2 separate regions of the Homo sapiens genome follow, and region 2 is linked to region 1. Evidence: read pairs that join two places in POLR2A ChIA-PET (ENCODE). Cell type or tissue: OCI-LY7. All regions are shown on one strand. Region 1 overlaps INPP5D (inositol polyphosphate-5-phosphatase D). Region 2 overlaps ATG16L1 (autophagy related 16 like 1).

Region 1 (5,000 bases):
ATAAATGATTTAGGCTCCTTTTCTTTATGGAATCTTCTTCCTCTGGGACTGACACTAGACTAAGTTTATCCACAGCCCCGCCTTTCTTCCTTTTAACAACTGCTGCAGAGGCAATGCAGGGTCAGGGATGTGTGGGACAGGCAGACCTGGGTTCAAATCCTGACTCTCCCTTCTCATGGAGCAGTTCCCAGGACCATCACTCGCATGTGTGCACATGCATGCGTTCACACATGCACGCACATATGCATGCGTGCACACACACATGCACACACATATGCATAGGTACACACATACGCACTCACGCATGCACACACACACAAATGCACACGAACCCACGTGTGGCGCAGCGCACCTGCATGGCAGTCCTGCCTAGAGGCCCTGGTGGCCCCTCCTCCGGCCGGTGCTTGCCGTGATGCGGGAGCTCGGTGTTGTCGCGGTAGTCGCGGCCCTTGGAGTGCTGGAGGTGCAGCACCGCCGGGCTCTTGACTGGCAGCGGCGGCCGCGGCGTCGGGGTGGGCGGGGTCTGCTGGTTGATTTCCGATCTGGAAGGCTTGATGGGCCTCTTGGCCGGCACCGGGGCCTGGGAGCTGACCGGGGTCTTGGGCTTCCCTTGGCTCTTGTCCCCGCCGGCCGCCCTGCCCTCGGCAGAGGATGAGCACGTGAAGGAGCGCAGCCGGGGCGCGGGCACCTGCTTGCCGGGCCCCTCGCCGCGATCAGCCTCCTGGGCTTTGGTGAGCACGATGCTGGGCGACAAGATGCCGGGTTCCGGGCAGGGCGGGGGTTCCTTCCGCGGCATTTTGGGGGATTCCTGGTCCTTCCTGGGAGCAGGCTTAGGGAAGGAACTCAGGGACCCATACAGGGGGTTCTCAAACATCTCGGGCTTCGTCAGCGGCAGGTCCTCCTGAGGCAGCGTGTCCCCTGCGTTCTTCCCCAGGTCACTGGGCCTAGAGCCAGGGACAGAGCAGGGAAGACACATGTCCAGGGGAGAAGACATGGGAGCATGGCTGCTTAATGGCTCTGGGTCTTTCTTTGGGGTGATACAAATGTTTCTGAACTAGATAGAGACATGTAACATTGCAAATTTACTGAATGGCACCAAATTGTTTTGTCTTGTTTTGTTTTAGAGACAGAGTCTCGCTCTGTCACCCAGGCTGGAGTGCAGTGGTGCGGTCATGGCTCACTGCTGCCTCAACCTCTTGGGCTCAAGCAGTCCTTCCCCTCAGCCTCCCAAGTAGCTGAGACTACTTGGGAGTAGCTGGGAGTAGCTAGGAGTAGCTGGACATTGCTGGGAGTAGCAATGCCTCCAGGCCTGGCTAATTTTTTAGTTTTGTTTTATTCTGTAGAGATGGGGAGTCTCACTATATTGCCCAGGCTGGTCTTGAACTCTTCGCTTCAAGCAGTCCTCTCACTTTGGCCTCCCAAAGTGCTGGGATTATGGGCATAAGCCACTGTGCCCAGCCTAGCAAACTGTTCATTTTGAAATGGTTAATTTTATGTTAAGTGAATTTCACCTCAAGTGAAAAAAAGGAAGAGGAAACAGTACTGTGTTCATCATACGTTGTCCTCAAAGACAGCCTCAGTTCTGGCCTGGGACCTTTTCCACTATAAAACCTGTTCACATCAGAGCATCTGTGAGCAAGGGGCATGGCACTGGAGGATTTGTGGGAGAAATGAAGTGAGAACTTACATGGCACCTCAGTATCAACCCCTCATCCTCATCAGATGAGCCTGCTCTCCACAGCCCCTTCCCACCTCCCCAGTCAACAGGCCTCCTTTCCCGGTTCCTCCCATCCCCACCCCGCAGCCTCTCCTCTGACTCCAGCAATTCTGCTCCGACCCAGCATTTGCATGACCGCTCAGGAAGGCGATCACACCTCCTCCTCAGGAACCACTTGTGCTACTTGAGGGTGAAAGCTCAAGAGGCTCCATCTACCAAACTCATGTGTGAGACACTTTCCCAGGCACAGCAACACAGCCACAAACAAGGACAGAATCTGAGCTCAGGGGGCCCGACATCCCGGTTAACACAGTGTCCTTCCCAGCCACATGAAGTCCTCTCCCTGGAAGCCTCTCCTAACTCACAGTGGAAGGAACACGTGGTGGCTGTGGTGCAAGTCAGAGGGAACTTGGACACTTGCGAGTACTGGGGAAGCCAAGGCCAGTAGCTAGAAGAAAGGCCCACTCAACTCATGGGCAGGGGAAGCTCCTGTGTTGTGACCCAAAGTAGGCAAGTGCTGCCTTTGCTTGTTTGTGTTCTGATTTATCACTGCTCTGACTGGAGGTGATTTCCTGCTGAGCAAACTATGAGAACGAGAAATGGGAACACATTTTACTTCCTGACTAGCAGCAGAATCTCCCAGGGGAGTGTTCTGGGTTCTGCTTTCTACAGAAAAGGAAGCTATCGTGAAGAAATTGTGGATCGCTGGGAACCCACTGAGCTGTTGAGGCTGTTGCGCCTGTTACTGATGGGATGTGCACTGAGAAGCTGCTCACAGGCACTCAACAGTGACTCTGGGGAGCAGGTGTGGGCTCAGGGGACAAAGGCGGGATGTCGTCCTCACACAGGTGCCGGTGAGAAGCCATGGAGCTCCAGGGAGGCTGGCCTCCGGGACACACCAAAGGGAGCCTGACTGTGCACCTGGGGGTGTTGCCCATTAATTTTTGGAAACACCTTAGAGCAGGTGCATACATAGAAATGCTGGGGCCTCAAACAAGGACTTTGGAAAGGGCCCCCTCCATGTTCAGCCCTCTTCTGACCCCCGTGTGGACCCTCAAAGGCCGTTGCTGTGAGTTAGCCAAGGGAAGAGGGCACAGGAGGGTGCAACTGGCATGGTCACAAGTTTTCAGATGAAGGAGCAAGAAGTCCTGACCTCTGACCACCCTCTCTCAGGGGCTGAGATGGGAGGAGGGGGCTGACTTCAGAGAACTGGGGGCAGGACCAGGAAGAGCCCTGGGTGCAAGCCCTTTTGTGATTCTAAAGCTCACTCCTCTGGGAAAAGAGCAGTGAGATAGAGACCAGGGAAGCCTTCCCTCTAAGAGGAGGCTTCTGTTGCACTTAGAGAGGGGAAGCTTGGTGGGGCGGGCGGGGAAGACTGGGGAAAACCATGAAAAACTCAAAAGTAAGTCTTATTCCCCTGACCAAAGGTAACAAGAAATTGACTCCTATAGCAGGCCACAGTTGTTGAATAAGGGAACCGATATCTAGGGGACGAGTTGATTCCTGCAGCAAATGACTGTACTTCTCAGATTCAGGAGACGAGTCTCATCTCCAAAGCAGCTAAGCACTGGCCAGGGGCTGAGAAGAGTCCCCTTCCTAATTGCACAGCTTCGATCTGGGGTCACCAGTTGTCCTTGCTTACGCAGGACTGAAGGGTTTCCTGAGATGTGGGACTTTCAGTGCTAAAACTGGGACAGTACTTGGCAAACCGGGAAGGTCAGTCCCTGCACTTGGGTCTGGGTGATGGTGGGGAAACACTGATGGTGCTTGGAACACCCCCTTCCACAGCCTTTGCTCTGGCTGAGCCTGGGACCTGGAGCAGCGGAAAGGGATGAGGCAGGTGTGCGAGCTGCAGGGCTCCAGGCTCCAAGCGCCTCCTTGGTGAGCAGTGAGTTAGAAGCGTACCCTGGGGGCCCCTTGCCCGTGGATGGCAGCCTGTCTGCAGCTGTCACCATGGGGCTGTGGGGAGCATGCTCCCACCAAGCTGTGTGCTCGTTGTTATGCACCAAGATCCATTCGCTTTGGGAGCTGAAAAGCATTCACTTACACAAATAATCATGCTCCTTTTTCTTTCTGGTTGCTTAGAGCTCCATTTCCTGGGGTCTCCAAAGAGGTGGCCACACAGGCACCTTGATACCCACTGAATAGTGCCTTTTGTCCTCATATTTCCAGGGCAGGAAACTGAGGCTGTTTCTCCTCCCTCCAAGTTTCTTAGGGAATGACCAGGGTCTGACACCCTATCAACAAACTCTGTACAGAGGCAGAGAGAGAGACAGCTGAGCTGAGCTTCAGGGCTATCCTGTCCTGTCCTTTTCTCTCTCTCTTCCTGACTTCCTCTCATCTATTTATTTATTTATTTATTTATTTATTTATTTATTTATTTATTTATTTTGAGATGGAGTCTTGCTCTGTCACCCAGGCTAAAGTGCAGTGGCATGACCTCAGCTCACTGCAACCTCCGCCTCCCGGGTTCAAGCGATTCTCGTGTCTCAGAGACTCCTGAGTAGCTGGGATTACAGGTGTGGGCCACTACGCCTGGCTGATTTTTGTATTTTTAGTAGAGATGGGGTTTCACCGTGTTGGTCAGGCTGGTCTCAAACTCCTGACCTCAAGTGATCTGCCCACCTTGGCTTCCCAAAGTGCTGGGATTACAGGCGTGAGCCACCGCGCCTGGCCTATCCGTTTCTTAGAGCATATCTCGCATATTTTGAGAAATGAGACTGTCAACAGCTTCTCCATCCAGAGGAAGACCCTGCCAGGTCAGGCCTGGGAAGGGTGGAACTGGAGGGAGCTGGAGGACAGTGTGATGGAGAACACACCGCTGCTGGCTCTGCCCCATGTGGCGGACAGCACGCAAGTCCTCATGGAAAAAGGATGAAGAAAAAACCAGTGTTAGAGGAAGAGAGGCTGAGAGTGAACCCCTGAGGTTATGATAAGCCAGCAAAGAGCCTCAAGGGAAGACAGTGCTCAAGCTATCTTGCCCATCTTAAATCGTTGGTAATTGGGCCTGCACTTTCACGTCTGTCTGTCATCCTGTGGCTACTAGAAACATGTAGAGCTCCCCACTTGTGTATCCACGAGGTACCCATGGTTGGCTCTGCTCTGTTCCAGCAGCACCAGAGAGCGTCTGTGCCTTTGGGAAGTGCTGACCCTGTTCCTCGGCTGCGTAGCCCGGTCTCCTATCTGGCTTCCATTCTTCTGCCTGAACCAGTTCTAGACTCAGATCAGTTTTCTCCACCGTCCGGGGCTTCCCCAGAGTTTCAGGGCCGGGCCTCCTCTCTCT
Region 2 (5,000 bases), 54 kb before region 1:
GTGGAAGCCCCAATTACCTCATCTTTCCTACCCACCAATCACCTCTTCCCACACTTTAGACCACCCTGCTTTCTACTGCCTAAGTACCCCCAATCCCTGTTTTCAAGGAGGTGGATTTGAGACCTGTTCTCCTGCCTCCTTGCTTGGCCACGTTATGAATAAACTCTCACAAAACCCATCATCTCAGTGATTAACTTGCTGTGTGTGGGCTGAATGAACCTGGTTTATAACAAGACCTCCAACTAAATGACCATCCCCCTGGGTGTGGTGGCTCATGCCTGTAAACCCAACACTAATGGAAGGTTGAGGAGGGAGGATCACTTAAGCCCAGGAGTAAAGACCAGCCTGGGTAACACAGTGAGACCCCTATCTCTACAAAAAATTAAAAAATTAGACTGGCATGGTGGTGCACACCTATAGTCTCCCAGCTACTCAGAAGGCTAAGGCAGGAGGATTGCTTGAGCCCTGGAAGTTGAGGCCGCAGTAAGCCATGATCATGCCACTGCACTCCAGCCTGGGCAACAGAGAGAGACCCTGCCTCAAAAAAGTCTATCCCAGTGAAATTTAGCCAAAAGAACGGCTGCATATTCCAAGCACATGAGTTTGGCTAACAGATAAAGAATACAAGAATATAGTCATCAAGGGTTTAATCAGATAGAAATGTTTTTAGTTTTCAATTGGATGAATTTAGACGAAAATGGTGAAACAGCATTATCTACACCTAAAATTAACCAAAATACTAAAACTAATATCTTAAGTACTACAGAAGGCCTCCCAGGGCCACAGCCAGGCAGGATCTCCTGAACTGTTACAAAGCAAGGATGGAAGCTAGGCCCTGCCAAGCCATCTGTTCTCTGGTATCTTTCCCACTCTGTCCTCTATCAGGAGACCATCGTGCCAGATGAGGAGACATGAGAGCAGCTACAGCTCTAGGAGTAAATACATCAGGCTACAGCTACCATTTCTAGACACCATAAATCACCAACCTTGTTTTTACAATTGCTAAATGTGTGGAGATTTCAGAGCAATAATGGCTACTGTCCCCATACCAAATTTAACATGCAAACACAATGAATATTACAGAAGAGGATAATAAGACTTCAAATATACATAAATGCACACCAGTGACCCAGTAAACACAAATACCCCGCCATGAACAAATATGTATTTCATGAAATATTCTATCAATACACACCAAGAGATAGATATAGATATATAGATATATAGATATATAGATATTTTTTTTTTTTTTTTGAGACGGAGTCTCGCTCTGTCACCCAGGCTGGAGTGCAGTGGTGTAATCTTGGCTCACTGCAACTTCCGCCTCCCAGGTTCAAGCAATTCTGTCTCAACCTCCCGGGTAGCTGGGATTACAGGCGCCCGCCACCATGCCCGGCTAATTTTTGTATTTTTAGTAGAGATGGGGTTTCACCATCAGGGCCAGGCTGGTCTTGAACTCCTGACCCTGTGATCCACCCGCCTTGGCCTCCCAAAGTGCTGGGATTACAGGTGTGAGCCACCAAGCCCAGCACACACTGATATTTTTCTAATCTAGTTCTTAAAGAAAAATAAGAGCTTACTGCAATCTGCTAATTTGATTTCACAATCTACTAATACTGATGTTCCTCTACTTACTGAGGCTATGTCTCTTTAAACCCATCAGAAGTTGAAAATATATAGTAGGTTGAAAATACATTCAATACATCTCACCTACTGAGTATCATAGGTTACACTTACATTAGCCTACAGTTGGGCAAAATCATCTAACACAAAGCCTATTTTATAATAAGTTGTTGAATATCTCATGCAATTTATTGAATACTAAACTGAAGGGGAAAAACAGACTGGTTGGATGGATACTCAAAGCACAGTCCTACTGAAAGTGTATCGCTTCTGCACCATTATAAAGGTTAAAAATTGTAAGCTGGGCTGGGCGCGGTGGCTCAAGCCTGTAATCCCACCTCTCTGGGAGGCCGAGGCGGGCGGATCACGAGGTCAGGATATCAAGACCATCCTGGCTAACACGGTGAAACCCCGTCTCTACCAGAAATACAAAAAATTAGCCAAGCGTGGTGGCGGGTGCCTGTGGTCCCAGCTACTCGGGAGGCTGAGGCAGGAGAATGGCTTGAACCCAGGAGGCGGAGCTTGCACTGAGCCCAGAACGCGCCACTGCACTCTAGCCTGGGCGACAGAGCGAGACCCCATCTCAAAACAAAACAAAACAAAACAAAACAAAACAAAAAAAATTGTAAGCTGGCCAGTGCGGTGGCTCACGCCTGTAATCCCAACACTTTCGGAAGCTGAGGTAGGTGGATCATTTGAGGTCAAGAGTTCGAGACCAGCCTGGCCAACATGGTGAAACCCTGCCTCTACTAAAAATACAAAAACTAGCCAGGTGTGGTGGTGGGTTCCTGTAGACCCAGCTATTTGGGAGGCTGAGGCAGGAGAATTGCTTGAACCCAGGAGGTAGAGGTTGCAGGTTGCAGTGAGCTGAGATCGTGCCACTGTACTCCGGCCTGGGTGACAGAGTGAGACTGTCTCAAAAAAGAAAAAAAAAAAAAAGAAAAAGAAAAATTATAAGTCGAACCACTGCAAGTTGGGGACCATTTGTATGTTGAAAAAAACACCAACCTAAAAAGGATCAAATAGACCCATACTGCAGGAAAGCAATTTTTACGTATGTGCCAATCAATCCTACATTAACAGGATCTACACAAACCCGCTCAGAAATACTTGTCTGTGATTATTTAAAAACAAAGAAACAAAAAAACATGAATCCTGGCAGGTTAGATGAGAAACTGACCTAGGGTTACCACGTGAACCTGCCTTAAGAAATTTCTCAAGCTCAGAGCACTGTACTGATAATAACCTTTCTAGGTATGACATACCTTCTAAAAAACAATTGTAATTACATGGTTTTAGTTCTTATTTGAAAGGAGCTGACAAAAACTGGAACACAGAAATAGTACTTGATTTGCTTTTAAATTAGAGAAGTGACAACTGAACTGAGATAAATTTCCTTAGAGGAGACATAAATAATACAAGTTAGTTTCAAAATACCTTATCTCGTGCCTGTTTGGTACGTCATGCTTTTCAGCCTGTAGTTTCTGGGCCAACACTGAATGAAGATCTGACTTTTCCAGCAATTTGTTATCTATTAAAATAAAAAAGTCAGAAACTAAGTTATTTATTACAACGTATGTACACTTGCTAGGTACCTACCTTGTCATGTATTGAAGGATGCAATACAGGAACATACATTCCTCAGCCACAGTAACCTACAGAATCACCTGCAAGAATGTCTTCCCTATTAAAGGGAGCTGAAAATGCTTTCTACCCCAGAAGTTATTTGTTTCTACCTTGGGAGGAAAAAAGAAAAACACACTAAACACAATGGCAAAGTGAAATGCTATGTACCTTTAAGTAAGACAGGAGAACTTTACCATAAGTTGACATATCTAATTACTTTTTAGGTCAGGGAACTAGAAATACAAATGACAGTCTCCAACATGGAGTTAACATTTAATTCAGTCAAGTATAAAAAGGTACAGAGAATACACTCTGTACTCATTTTTATGAATGGTGTCACAGGAGGTGATATATGAGTTAAGTCTTAAAAGAAGATGATGGGCCATGCAGAAGGAATAACAGAGTCTTTTGGTAAGTGGCTGGAAATAAAGGTTGGAGCCAACACAGGAAAAAGCAGGATCAGAAATTTAGACTTCTTACTGGCAATGATTAAATAAAAGATTATAAAAGCAGGCCGTTACGCTAACAGATCTGTATTGGTAAAAAGTCAAGGATTATTCTGAGGCTCCTCGCTCAAGCAACTGGGCGGAGGATGCTAACGTGTGAGAGAACACAAGAGGGGAGAGCTTAGAGAGGAAATGAGTTCTCTTTCCAAACATAATAAATTTGACAGGAGACAGAGTACAGAAATTCAAAACACAAGATTAGAAAGAACACGTAGTTAAGTGTAATAGGCACACAGGCCTATTACTGTGGCTCACGCCTGTAATCGCAGCACTTTGGAAGGCCAAGGAAGGCAAACTACCTGAGGTCAGGAGTTCGAGAACAGCCTGGCCAACACGGCGAAACTACTAAAAATACAAAAATTAGCCAGGCACGGTGGCACTTGCCCACAGTCCCAGCTACTAGGGAGACTGAGGCACAAGAATCGCTTGAACTCGGGAGGCAGAGGTTGCAGTGAGCTGAGATCGCGCCACTGCACTCCAGCCTGGGCGACAGAGTGAGACTGTCTCTAAATAAATAAATAAATAAATAAACAAATGAAATGAAATAAAAAATAAGAGTAATAGGTACACAGGCACCAGTAAGATCAGATGTGGGTACCTGTTCTGCAGGTACCAAGCAGAACAAGACAGGGTTTATGCTAGTGACTATTCCTGTTAAAAGAGCTTGTTTCTCCTTTTAAAGAGTTTTGAGTCCCACTTTTTGATACCTGAAAAGAGAACTCCTGGGTAGAAACACTCTCATCTATTGGTCAAACGAATTAGCCAAACTGGACATTGGTTTCAACCTGGGAAATTATGGTTTAAAATCCACCAGTGTCAAAGGGCTCTAGTAAGACCTTCAGATGTTAAACCAAAGCTTAGTGCCCTGTGATAATTTTAGGTTCTTTCAAAAAACACAGGCGTTCAAAAGGAGTCCTTCCCAAAGGTTCCTCCCTGAAGAGAAGGCTGGAGATGGAGGGAAGCCTTTCCCTCCCCCTACGGCTTCTTTCCACCTTTCTCTTCAGACTCAAAGGCACGGACTGAACAGAGAATAGACTCCAGGCTGATGGAGGGTCAGAGCTTGACTGGCCTGGGAAGGCTGGAATGAGTGGAATGAAGGTGTTTCACAAACTATAATAGAAATGATCTCCCTAAATGTCAATCCCTCTGCCTAAACAGAAGATCTTAACATGCAAAGCCTGTCTCACTCTCCTGCCTCTTGTTAGCTTCTCATCCCGGTCTCCTGTCCTGGTCCCTCAGGCAGGT

What was found. Peaks named below come from ENCODE experiments on the same cell type or tissue, not always from the same donor. Only the 100,000 strongest peaks of a DNase experiment are listed, where the experiment ranks them.
Region 2: POLR2A ChIA-PET joins it to region 1 with 5 read pairs; 7 of 35 experiments call an interaction of 5 or more read pairs at or near these places.

Annotation. Positions count from the first base shown.
Region 1 is chr2:233,200,070-233,205,069 of GRCh38, reverse strand. It overlaps INPP5D (inositol polyphosphate-5-phosphatase D), which reads right to left. Exons shown (of 27, transcript NM_001017915.3): 26 at 353-944. Among named protein-coding and RNA genes, the nearest start is that of ATG16L1, 49 kb to the left of the region's middle. In OCI-LY7, no CTCF peak of the experiment used is centred here; a DNase peak (open chromatin) is centred at 2,359.
Region 2 is chr2:233,254,256-233,259,255 of GRCh38, reverse strand. ATG16L1 (autophagy related 16 like 1) reads right to left here. Exons shown (of 18, transcript NM_030803.7): 2 at 3,061-3,154. Among named protein-coding and RNA genes, the nearest start is that of ATG16L1, 5.1 kb to the right of the region's middle. In OCI-LY7, no CTCF peak of the experiment used is centred here; no DNase peak of the experiment used is centred here.